Linked DNA regions of Homo sapiens: regions 1 and 3 are each linked to region 2. A link is a contact called in ENCODE Hi-C data. All regions are on one chromosome and are shown on one strand. Each heading gives the region's core, a stretch centred on a gene start or an enhancer-like site at or near the end of the contact. The rest is flanking DNA. Distances are from core to core; before and after follow the strand shown.

Evidence for each region. A loop is a pair of places that touch in the nucleus more often than their neighbours do. Pooled maps may share reads with other maps.
Region 1: a loop to region 2 is called in a pooled map, with 6 times the contacts of the local background. The contact joins the promoter of LYPLAL1-DT here to the promoter of SDE2 in region 2. A Hi-C loop is called at or near these places in 2 of 37 single-sample maps with no recorded cell type and 4 of 50 pooled maps.
Region 3: a map with no recorded cell type shows a loop between it and region 2 (25-fold over the local background). The contact joins the promoter of BPNT1 here to the promoter of SDE2 in region 2. A Hi-C loop is called at or near these places in 2 of 37 single-sample maps with no recorded cell type and 4 of 50 pooled maps.

What each region holds. Positions count from the first base shown.
Region 1 is chr1:219,171,822-219,175,181 of GRCh38, forward strand. LYPLAL1-DT (LYPLAL1 divergent transcript) reads right to left here and starts at 1,967. Exons shown (of 5, transcript NR_038845.1): 1 at 1,649-1,967. It overlaps LYPLAL1 (lysophospholipase like 1), which reads left to right and starts at 2,057. Exons shown (of 5, transcript NM_138794.5): 1 at 2,057-2,160. The coding sequence starts at 2,070. RefSeq lists enhancers at 1,888-1,937, 2,018-2,347.
Region 2 is chr1:225,997,823-226,001,256 of GRCh38, forward strand. It overlaps SDE2 (spliceosome associated SDE2), which reads right to left and starts at 1,521. Exons shown (of 7, transcript NM_152608.4): 1 at 1,371-1,521. The coding sequence starts at 1,490. RefSeq lists enhancers at 1,376-1,485, 2,006-2,155, 2,176-2,275, 2,356-2,405 and a silencer at 1,546-1,825.
Region 3 is chr1:220,087,386-220,091,293 of GRCh38, forward strand. It overlaps BPNT1 (3'(2'), 5'-bisphosphate nucleotidase 1), which reads right to left and starts at 2,403. Exons shown (of 9, transcript NM_006085.6): 1 at 2,301-2,403. RefSeq lists an enhancer at 2,514-2,703.

The DNA of each region.
Region 1 (3,360 bases), core at 717-3,216, 6.8 Mb before region 2:
GCACTATGACTTTGAGCCAGGTTCCTTACCTCTTTGAGCCTCATTGACAAAAGCAGATAGTAATAGTACTGAGTTTTATTGGAATTAATTTATGACAGTTTTTGGCACCTACTGAATCCCATGAATATTAGTTGCTTATTATTATTAATAATCATTACTCTTAAATAATTATATTCTGATTTTTTGCTGTCTCAAAAGCGTGGGGTGGTGTACAGTAAGATTTTCAGGTAGTAAATGGAGTTCTAAGAGTAGAACTTAAAGCCTTCCCTGTATATCTCCAAGTGGTCTTTCCTAGTAGCACTGCCCTCTTCTCACCTGGCTAGGGAAGGTTATCTAGAACTCATACGGGGAAGGCAGGTCAAAAGACAGAGGTTTTTCTTTTAAGAATTGGCTATCAGAGCTCAGCCTACCCTAGTTTGTCCTCCTCAGGGACTTCACTTATACAACTCTCTGCTGCAGATCTATGGGCTTTGGAGAAATGACTCAGAATTTCTTTTTGATTTGGTTAACTAATGGCATGTAGGACCATTCTTGTTGATGGTATTGTTATTAATATAACACCATGATAGCTTAGAGCTGATTTTGGCAACTAATGTTGATAGTAAACAGTTTACTTACCTGTAAGTAGGGTGATTACCTGGAACAAATAAAAGGTAAGTTGTAATTGCTAAAATGTAATGCAGACTACAATGAATGGAAGGCCAGTGTTTAATGGTACTTAAGCTTTTACTGGGTTATTTTGTTGAATTTTACATGAGGCAAGAGCAACCTGCTGGGGCCACTGCCTTCAGTATTAAAAGATACCTATGTTTTGGACTTTATACAGGAAATAATTCCATTTCTTAGTATTTTTAAAATTATGGTAAAATACACATAAAATTTACTAGGTGTATAGTTCACTGGCAGTTATTAACACTGTTGTACAACCATCATCACTGTCCATTTTTAAAAATGTTTCACTATCTAAGCAGAAACTCTTGTACTCATTAAACAACAACCTCCCAACTCCCTCTTCCCTTAGTCCCTGGTAACCTCTAATTTCACTTTCTGTCCCTATGCATTTGCCAATTCTAGATATCTCATGTAAGTGGAATCATACAATTATTTGTCCTTTTGTGTCTGGCTTCACTCGGCATAATGTTTTCAAGGTTCATCCATGTTGTAGCATGTATCCGAATCACATTCTTTTTACAGGCTGAATAATATTCCATTCCAATATGTACATAGCACATTTGGTTTATCTCTCCATCTGTAGATGAACATTTGAGTTGTTTCCACTTTTTGGTACTTGTGAATAATGCTGCTACAGAACACTGAAGTACAAGTATTTGTTTGAGTCCCTGCTTTCATCTCTTTTGGGTATATACCTAGAAGTGGAACTGCTAGTACCTATGCTAAGTCAATGTTTAACTTGTTGAGGAGCCACCAAATTATTTCTATTGCCGCAACATCATTTTACATTCTGATCAGCTATGCACAAGGTTTCTAATTTCTACACATCTTTACTAATACTTATTTTCTGTTTTTTTGATAAGAGCCATTCTAATGGGTATATAAAGCAGAATCTCATTAAATTAGATTTGCTTTGTAAACTATTTATTAAAAATAAGAGACACGAAGAGAACTTATTATTATATGCTTCGCTTACCCTGTATATCAAGAGCTGCAAACATCCTGTGCGAGTCCCAAAGTGAAAGGTAAAATATGGTTCTATTAAATTTTAAACATAGTAACACGAATATTTCTCCAAATAAGGTAATCTTGAGTTTTGGGATTGCATTTAAAATTCCTACAGCAAATGCTCAGGATATAAACATATCCATTAGTCATTACAGAAGTCCACACGAGGCTGACACACGTAGAATACCATTATTAGCAAAACTAAACTCAGTACAGTTACAACTGCCTCAAACTTGACCCCAAAGTATTGAAAGCTCCTCAGAGAGCGGGCCAGCAGCGCTGCGCATGCGCGCTCCCGGGCGTGCTCCCGCGCGTGCCTGCGTATTTGCGTGCGCGGCCCCGCGCGGCAACGCAGGGGCGGAACCGCATGACTGGCAGTGGCATCAGCGATGGCGGCTGCGTCGGGGTCGGTTCTGCAGCGCTGTATCGTGTCGCCGGCAGGGAGGCATAGCGCCTCTCTGATCTTCCTGCATGGCTCAGGTGGATTTCAATTTTACGTCCTGGTTTTCTACAGCTCGGGAAACATCCTCCCCTCGGTTACCCCAGTATTGCCCAAGTGGAGGTGTCGCCGGGCCCAAATAGGGCCCAGTGGGTGGCTCCCCCGTCGCCAGCCCCGGCTGTAGATGCACGGGCAGCGCCACCTGCCCCCAGCCTCCCCCGTTAGTCTTCCTCTTTCTATCGGGCGGTCACTGGTCCACCACCCTCGCTTTGGGGCCTTGTGTCCCGCCGCTCAGCCAGCCCTCCATCCCCACAACACACCTCCCCATTCCTCGCCCCAAGTTTAAACAGAGCAAGTTAGTAAGGTAAGTCTTCTGCTAGAGGGAAATTATTTAGTGTTTTTCATTATCAGCTACTAGTGATTTTTCAGTCGTAATTGCCCATTGCTTTTTCCAGGCTCCCATACTAATGTAGACAATTGAGATTCACAGTTAACTTAGATACTGTTTACAGATTATCTCTTTTCTGTAAGCCACTGTGCCATGGCTGGAGTGCTTTCTCTCACTTTCCTTTTTGCTGCTTCTCTTTCCTTCCTTTCCCTTTCCCGCCTGTGTCATTAAACTTCCAAGATAGACTACAGGGGCAGGACCCCCAGGGACAGGCATCTTCCACTACCTGCCCTTAGTAACGTGTGCTTAATGCTGTATCGTTACTTAACACTCATCTGTAATCACTTTTGTCTGTCTTCCCCACTGGATTGTGAACTTCCCACTGGATTATGAGAGTAAGGGCCCTTGTGTCAACCTTTGCACCCCCAGTGCTTGGCCCAGGGTAAGCTCTCAGGAAATGTTTTTTAAAGAAATGAGATGCAGCCGGTGTCCTCAGGGGGCCTACCTAAAGTTAAAAACAAAAACAATCCAATTAGTTTGAGTCAGCAGTGCATGGAAGATCACAAGACGGTGCATGGTTTCCTGCCAAGTGAATTGTAAGAGAAAAAAATGTGGTTAGGCATTATTAAGGCATTTGGAAGATGAAAAGCTTGTCAGACTTTTCGAAGAAAGTGGTCTTTGAGCCGAGACGGGTAGGCTTAAATGGGACGGTGATTGGAAGGGAATTGGAAAGGTACTGGGCAGAGACCTGGAAAAGGGCAATTGTGGGAGGTATTCTCTTTATTTTGAAAATGAGGCCAGACAGGTTCAGCAGCTTGGCCAAGGTCTCTTAGCTGTTACTGTGAGTAGTGGC
Region 2 (3,434 bases), core at 271-2,770:
CAGCAAGTTTGAAAACTGTACTCATAGGCCGGGAGGAGTGGCTCAAGCCTGTAATCCCAGCACTTTGTGAGGCTGAGGTGGGCGGATCACCCGAGGTCAGGAGTTCAAGACCTGGCCAACGTGGTGAAACCCCGTCTCTACTAAAAATACAAAAATTAGCCAGGCATGGTGGCGGGCGACTGCAATCCCAGCTATTTGGGAGGCTGAGGCAGGAGAACCGCTTGAACTCAGCGAGGCGGAGGTTGCAGTGGGCCGAGATCACGCCATTGCACTCCAGCCCGGGCAACGGGAGTCAAACTCCGTCGGGGGTGGGGGAGGGGGAGAAAAGAACACTGTACTCATGAAATAAGAATTATTTTCAAAGGAATTAGAATGCAATTATTTTCATGGTCAAAAACAGTTGTGCTTACAGTTTTTAGACTGGATTACAGAGCAGGAAGGAAAACATGGAAAGTGAAAAACCGTATTATTTGCAAACACACATTGCTTCTTCACGGAATCGATCCAAGTCTCTTAAAATTTTGGTCTAGACTGCAGTGTTAACATTTGTTAAGCTTATAAATAGTAAGCAGAGGAAATAGCCGAGGAAAGCACGGATGAGGTGCGGAAAGAACAGAGTTCTAGATCAAGTGCCAACATTAAAATTAGATTCAGGGAAACCACTAAATTCTTTTGACAACTGAACAGGTTTAATATCTTATAGCTGGTAAAAGCTTACTTACTTGAAAGTTCAGTAAAAGCTCACGTGTAACTCTGGAAGTCCCTGGTAGGTTTTCACAAATATGCACGGACAAATGAGACCATCAAATTAATAGTGAACACTTCTACGTAACAGGCCCTAAGAACCCAGGCCCTCAACAGGACACACGTGTGAATGCTTGGTCACAACGACTGACCAGAAGAATCAATTTTCCTTCCCAATCATCCTTTGGCCTGGGTTTGGATATGACATACTTCTCTAGGCTGGGGCTAACAAGGCTGTGTGATGAGTGGACAAAATACACGTCACATAACCATAGTAAGAAGGTGAAGACTGGAGCCTTAAAAATCAGCCGGCCCAACTGCCAGAAGACCATTATATTTACGGATAAAGAAAGAGAAACAAAGTATTTGTAACTGTGAGCGGGACTAAGTGCCTGTAACAGTTTTTTTCTCCCTCTTGGTGGGAAGGCAAAACCACCACCACAAAAGAAAAGCAAAGGAAGGTCTCAGTAACAATTCGAAGCACCTTAACACTGAGGAACTCTCAGCCTCAACGAGTGAAAACCCCAGAGAATAAACGTACCCCCGCCCCGGACAGACCTACTCCGCACCCAGCGCTGCCACCTGTCTGCCTCTTTCTCCTTCCTAACAGGAACCGAAATCCTCACCTGATCTTGGCAGTGCCGGTGGATAAAATCCCGGACGGTGCACCGACCCGAGGCACACCGCACCGCCTTGCACCCGAAGCCAGGGCCGCGAATCCACACCAGCGCCGCGGCCTCCGCCATGTCACCGACTACCCGAACCTCAAGCCTCTCTGAGACACCAGGCGCCGCAACTCGCCCGGCGCCTCTTGATGACGCGAGCATCTTCCAACGCCCCGCCCCTCACGCTTCCGTTCACCCCTCCCCTCCCCTGGGGCGGGTCAAGTGAGCCGGGCGGCGGGGCGGTGCGGGCTGGGGGAGGGGAACAGGAAAGGCCTGGCGGAGGCAGATAAGGCGGCAGAGCACGGGGCGAGGCGTTGCTAGGAGAAGTTGCTAGGGCGGGGCTCGAGGGACCGGCTATAAAAGGCTGGCGCTGGGTTAGGTTTCGAGCTTCCTGGCCGTAAGCGATAAGGCTTTAACTGAGAACCACCTTGTGCTGTAGGCTTTGGCCCTTTTCCTCACATCTGTGTAGTTATTTTTGGGTCGCGGAGAATTGTGGCCCGAGAAGGCTCTGCTCCTTGAGAGTGTGGGGAGAGAAGCTGCAGTCCCGGAAGCGGTTTTAGGGGGCCGCTTCCTTGGCCTAGAGGAGCTCCCCAACCCGAGGGGGCAAGGGAAACGACCCCCAGGAGGCCCCTAAACAGTGGCCGGCGTGGTTTCTCCTCCAGCTTTACAGAGCCTTCTCTTCCCCTCCAGAAACAGCCAACCTCCGGGTTTCTGCCTGCCACGCACGGTTTATTCTTATTTCCGCCTGTTTGTGCACTGCGTTATCTCCACTTCAGCTCTGTTTTCAAAATATTTCACAGCAAGTGGGCTCTTGTGAAAGGCAGTGACAGGAGTGACGTTTATAGTCATGCTGCTTCAAAAAACCCTACCATAACTTTTATTCTGCACCATGGAAACACACTCGGACAGATTTGCATAACGTAACCTTAAGGCTCAGGGAATCCGAAAGAGTCCCTTAATATTTAACAGAATGAGATTATGGTATTTCTAAAACCCTGAACAATTCAAAAGCCACCAGTGTGAAGATAGGAAGGTTATTTGGAGATATCTGTGCCTGCTAAACACAAATGCATCGGCCCACAGAATTGCCTTCTCTGCTGTTAAAATGCTTGGCAAATGGAACTCCTAGCTGAGGGGGTAACAACAAAAAATTCAGAAATCGTTTAGCGGTGGCAGTATGTGCGAAAATGGAATTTCAAGGCCTGGGAAGTTAATAGATTCAGTGGTCTTTATTTCACACACGAGGGAAAGTTGGGGAGAGAAAGGGCCTCCATGGGGATGCCAGTAGATAAATAAAAATTACAAAAAAAAAAATAATAAAGATAGATTGTACTGGCCGGGCGCGGTGGCTCATGCCTGTAATCCAGCACTTTGGGAGACTGAGGCGGGCGGATCTCGAGGTCAGGAGTTCGAAACCAGCCTCACCAACATGGTGAAACCCCATCTCTACTAAAAATACAATAATTAGCCGGGCGTGGTGGTGCGCGTCTGTAATCCCAGCTATTCAGGAGGCTGAGGCAGGAGAATCGCTTGAACCCGGGAGGCAGAGGTTGCAGTGAGCTGAGATCGTGCCATCGCACTCCAGCCTGGGCGACAGAGAGAGTCTCCGTTTCAGAAAAAAAAGATATATTGTACCTAGGAAGCAGTATTTCGGAAAGGTGGTGCCATGGCAACCCTGGGGCGTGAAGGTGTCGCCAGGTTACATGTAAGCCGTCCAAACTCCAGAAACCTCAAGTCCCTCTGCAGTCTGCTCCCCAGCTCTCTGTCCTCCAGGTTCCTGAAAAAGTAATCTACAGATCTGAGCCTTAAGCCTCTTCTTTTTTTATTTGTGATTTCTTCCTTCTGGTGATCAAAAATGACTATTTCAAATAAATAAATAATTTTTTTAAATGACCATTTCAAAGGTCTGAGATCCTACAAGTAACTGTATAAAGGTCAGTTTGGGTTTCCAAAACATTTTTTGTGTCGGGATAATGCTTCGTGTCTTGTGAGGAATTATTATGATTAGTCTTTTTTTTCTTTCTT
Region 3 (3,908 bases), core at 1,153-3,652, 5.9 Mb before region 2:
CTCTACTAAAAATACAAAAATTAGCCGGGCTTGGTGGCACGCGCCTGTAATCCCAGCTACTCAGGAGGCTGAGGCAGGAGAATTGCTTGAACCTGGGAGGTAGAAGTTGCAGTGAGCTGAGATCATTTGCACCATTGCACTCCAGCCTGGGTGACAGAGCGAGATTCCGTCTCAAAATCAATCAATCAATAAATAAAAATAAAATTAAAACTTCTACATGGCCAAAATACCATAAACTAAATAAACAGGTACTTGACAAAATGAGAAAAAAATATTGTATCACATACCAGACAAATGACTTAATTTGTAAAAGATCAGTATATAAAAGCTGAATAATCCAATAGAAAAATGAGCAAATAAACAAGAACGGGCAACACCTACAAAGAGAAAAGCACTGGCCATTAAATACATAAATACTCAGCTTCACTAATTATGAAAGAAATGCAAACTAAAACAATGAGAAATGATTATTTTATTTTTAATTAATTAATTAATTTATTTATTTTTTGAGACAGAGTTTTTGCTCTTGTTGCCCAGGCTGGAGTGCAATGGCGAGATCTTGGCTCACCGCAACCTCTGCCTCCCGGGTTTAAGCGATTCTCCTGCCTCAGCCTCCCGAGTAGCTGGGATTACAGGCAAGCATCTCCACACCTGGCTAATTTTGTATTTTTAGTAGAGACAGGGTTTCTCCATGTTGGTCAGGCTGGTCTCGAACTTCCGACCTCATGGCCTGCCTAAGCCTCCCAAAGTGCTAGGATTACAGGCGTGAGCCACCGCGCCGGGCCATGATTGTTTATTTTTAAGATTGGCATAGAAAAGAAAATTTGGCAGGGCACGGTGGCTCACACCTGTAATCCCAGCACTTTGGGAGGCCAAGGCAGGTGAATCACCTGAAGTTAGGAGTTCAAGACTAGCCTGGCCAACATGGTGAAACCCCATCTCTACTAAAAATACAAAAATTAACCAGGCATAGTAATACAAAAATTACTCAGGAGGCTGAGGCAGGAAAATTGCTTGAACATAGGAGGCAGAGGTTGTGGTGAGCCGAGATCGCGCCACTGCAGTCCAGCCTGGGCGACAGAGACTCCGACTCAAAAAAAAAAAAAAAAAAAAAAATTGTCGCTGAATGCAGTGGCTCACACCCGTAATCCTAGAACTTTTTGGGAGGCCAAGGCTGGTGTATTGCTTGAGCTCAGGAGTTCGAGACCAGCCTGGGCAACATGGCAAAACCTCGTCTCTACAAAAAAATGCAAAAATTAGATGGTGTGGTGGCACATGCCTGTAGTCCCAGCTGCTCGGGAGGCTGAGGTGGGAGAATCACCAGACCCTGGGAGGTCAAGGTTGCAGTGAGACATAATGGCACCACTGTACTCCAGCCTGGGGGACAGAGCTAGAACCTGTCTTAAAAAAAAAAAAAAAAGAAAGAAAGAAAGGCTGGGCGCGGTGGCTCACGCCTGTAATCCCAGCACTTTGGGAGGCCGAGACGGGCAGATCACGAGGTCAGGAGATCGAAACCATCCTGACTAACACGGTGAAACCCCGTCTCTACTAAAAATACAAAAAAAATTAGCCAGGCTTGGTGGTGGGCGCCTGTAGTCCCAGCTACTCGGGAGGCTGAGGCAGGAGAATGGCGTGAACCTGGGAGGTGGAGCTTGCAGTGAGCCGAGATTGCACCACTGCACTCAAGCCTGGGCGACAGAGCGAGACTCCGTCTCGAAAAAAAAAAAAAAAAAAAAAAAAGAAGGAGGAGGAAGGAGGAGGAAGAAGAAGAAGAAAAAAGAAGAAAGAAGAAGAGTTTGTCCTTTGTCCAGTTTGCAAGGGTGTGAGGGAACATGTTCCTGAGCATTGTTGGCAAAGCGGTGAACCCTCTTAGGAGAGTTTTGAGAACCTTAATAAAAGTATAAAGTACGTATCTTTTGAACCAACAATTATATTTACAGAGAAATCCAAATAAATCACGCAAACCTATAAATATGTAGAAATGGCAGTTGGAAGAATATTTGCTGTTTAAAGAAATTTAATTTTAGGTACCAAGCAGTTTCTAAATTTGGGTGCATCAACAAACTCAATGTCTAGGTTTGTCTTGTTTCTACAGTATATGGCTATAAAAACCTTCCGGATCACGAAAATAAAAGCACAGATAAACAATTAAAATATCGACACTCAAGAGTCCAAGTCGGAAGTTAGAATATCTGGAGAAGCAATCTGATTCACATAAACCTTTTTCGTTTTATTTTTTTAACATAAATCCTATCTACCTGGCTCTTGCCCTGACCGGCCGGAGAGAAACGGTGACAAACCTGGAACAACGTTGGACCAAAGACACTTCAGGAGGAGCAAAAGCGCGTTATCGTAGACCCAGGTCCCTCGTTGTGTCCAGTACCGAGCTTTGGCACTGTCAATAAGTCTTTTGAGAAGGATGGCATCCCTACCTCAGCTACTGAGCATGCGGGAAACTGCGCGCAAGCGCACAACAGCGATTTCACACTGCCTCTTTAGACTCCTGATCCGCGGGAAAATTCCACTTGTCCGTGTTTTCTCCAAGCTCTCCGTAGGTGCAAGTCACCTGTTGCATTAAATAAAAGCGAAAGATGTGTCAACTTTCAAAGATTGGCTAAAAAAAGAAAAAGAAGAAGGAAAGAACACATTAAGCCAGCAACAGTGTGTTGAAACAAAAAAAAGATTGGTTTTGGTTTCAGCTGTCTTCCAGCCCACTTCGTAGAGTTCACTGTTTTAAAATGTTCTTTGTATTAGTGATACCACTCTGCGGCTATTTAACTTCGAACCCCTAGCGGTCCGTGGACAGGCTTCAGCAGGTCCACCACACACACCTCCACCTCCCACTCCCCACGCAATAACACAGCAACTTTATGCAGAATTGTGTCAAAGATGCTTGCTTACCTTTTTTTTTTTTTTTTTTTTTTTTTTTTTAAGCGATAGATAGCTTGCTCTGTCGCCCAGAGTCGATTACGGCTCACTGCTGCCTTCCCACTTCTAGGCTCAAGCCATCCTCCCGCCTCAGCCTTCCGTGTAGCTGGGACTACTGGTGGAGGTGCGCGCCACCACACCCAGCTAATTAAAATATTTTTTGTGTACAGATGGGATCTTTTACTGGGGGGCGTGGTTGGGGAAGGGGGCAGTGTCTCATCCTGTCGCCCAGGCTGGAGTGCAGTGGCGCAGTCTAGGTTCACTACAACCTCCTCCTCCTGGGTTCAAGCGATCCTTCCTCCTTAGCCTCCCAAGTAGCTAGGACTACAGGCGCGCCACCACGCCGGGCTAATTTTGTTTGTTTTTTAAGTAGAGACGGGGTTTCATCATATTGGCCAGGCTGGTCTTGAACTCCTGACCCCAGGTGATCTGCTCACCTCGGCCTCCCAAAGTGCTGGGATTACAGGTGTGAGCCACTGCGCCCAGCTTAAAAAGGCTTTTACGTCTTCATTTGATTTTCACAATAACTCTGTGAGTTAAGTAGACCCTTTTTGGGAAGTGGAAAAATATACATAACTTAAATTATATTACTTTAACCATATATATATATATATATATATATATATATATATATATACACACACACACACACACACATATATACATATATATATTTTTTGAGACGGCGTCTTACTCTGTCGCCCAGGCTGGAGTGCAATGGCTTGATCTCGGCTCACTGCAACCTCTGCCTCCCAGGGTTCAAGCTATTCTCCTGCTTCAGCCTCCTGAGTAACTGGGACTACAGGCGCACACCACCCAGCCCAGCTAGTTTTTGCATTTTTTTTTTTTTTAGTAAAGACGGGGTTTCACCATGTTGGCCAGGCTGGTCTCGAACTCCTGACCTCATGATCCGCCCGCCTCGGCCTCCCAAAGTGCTGAGATTACAGGCATGAGCCACTGCACCTGGCCATACTTTGGTT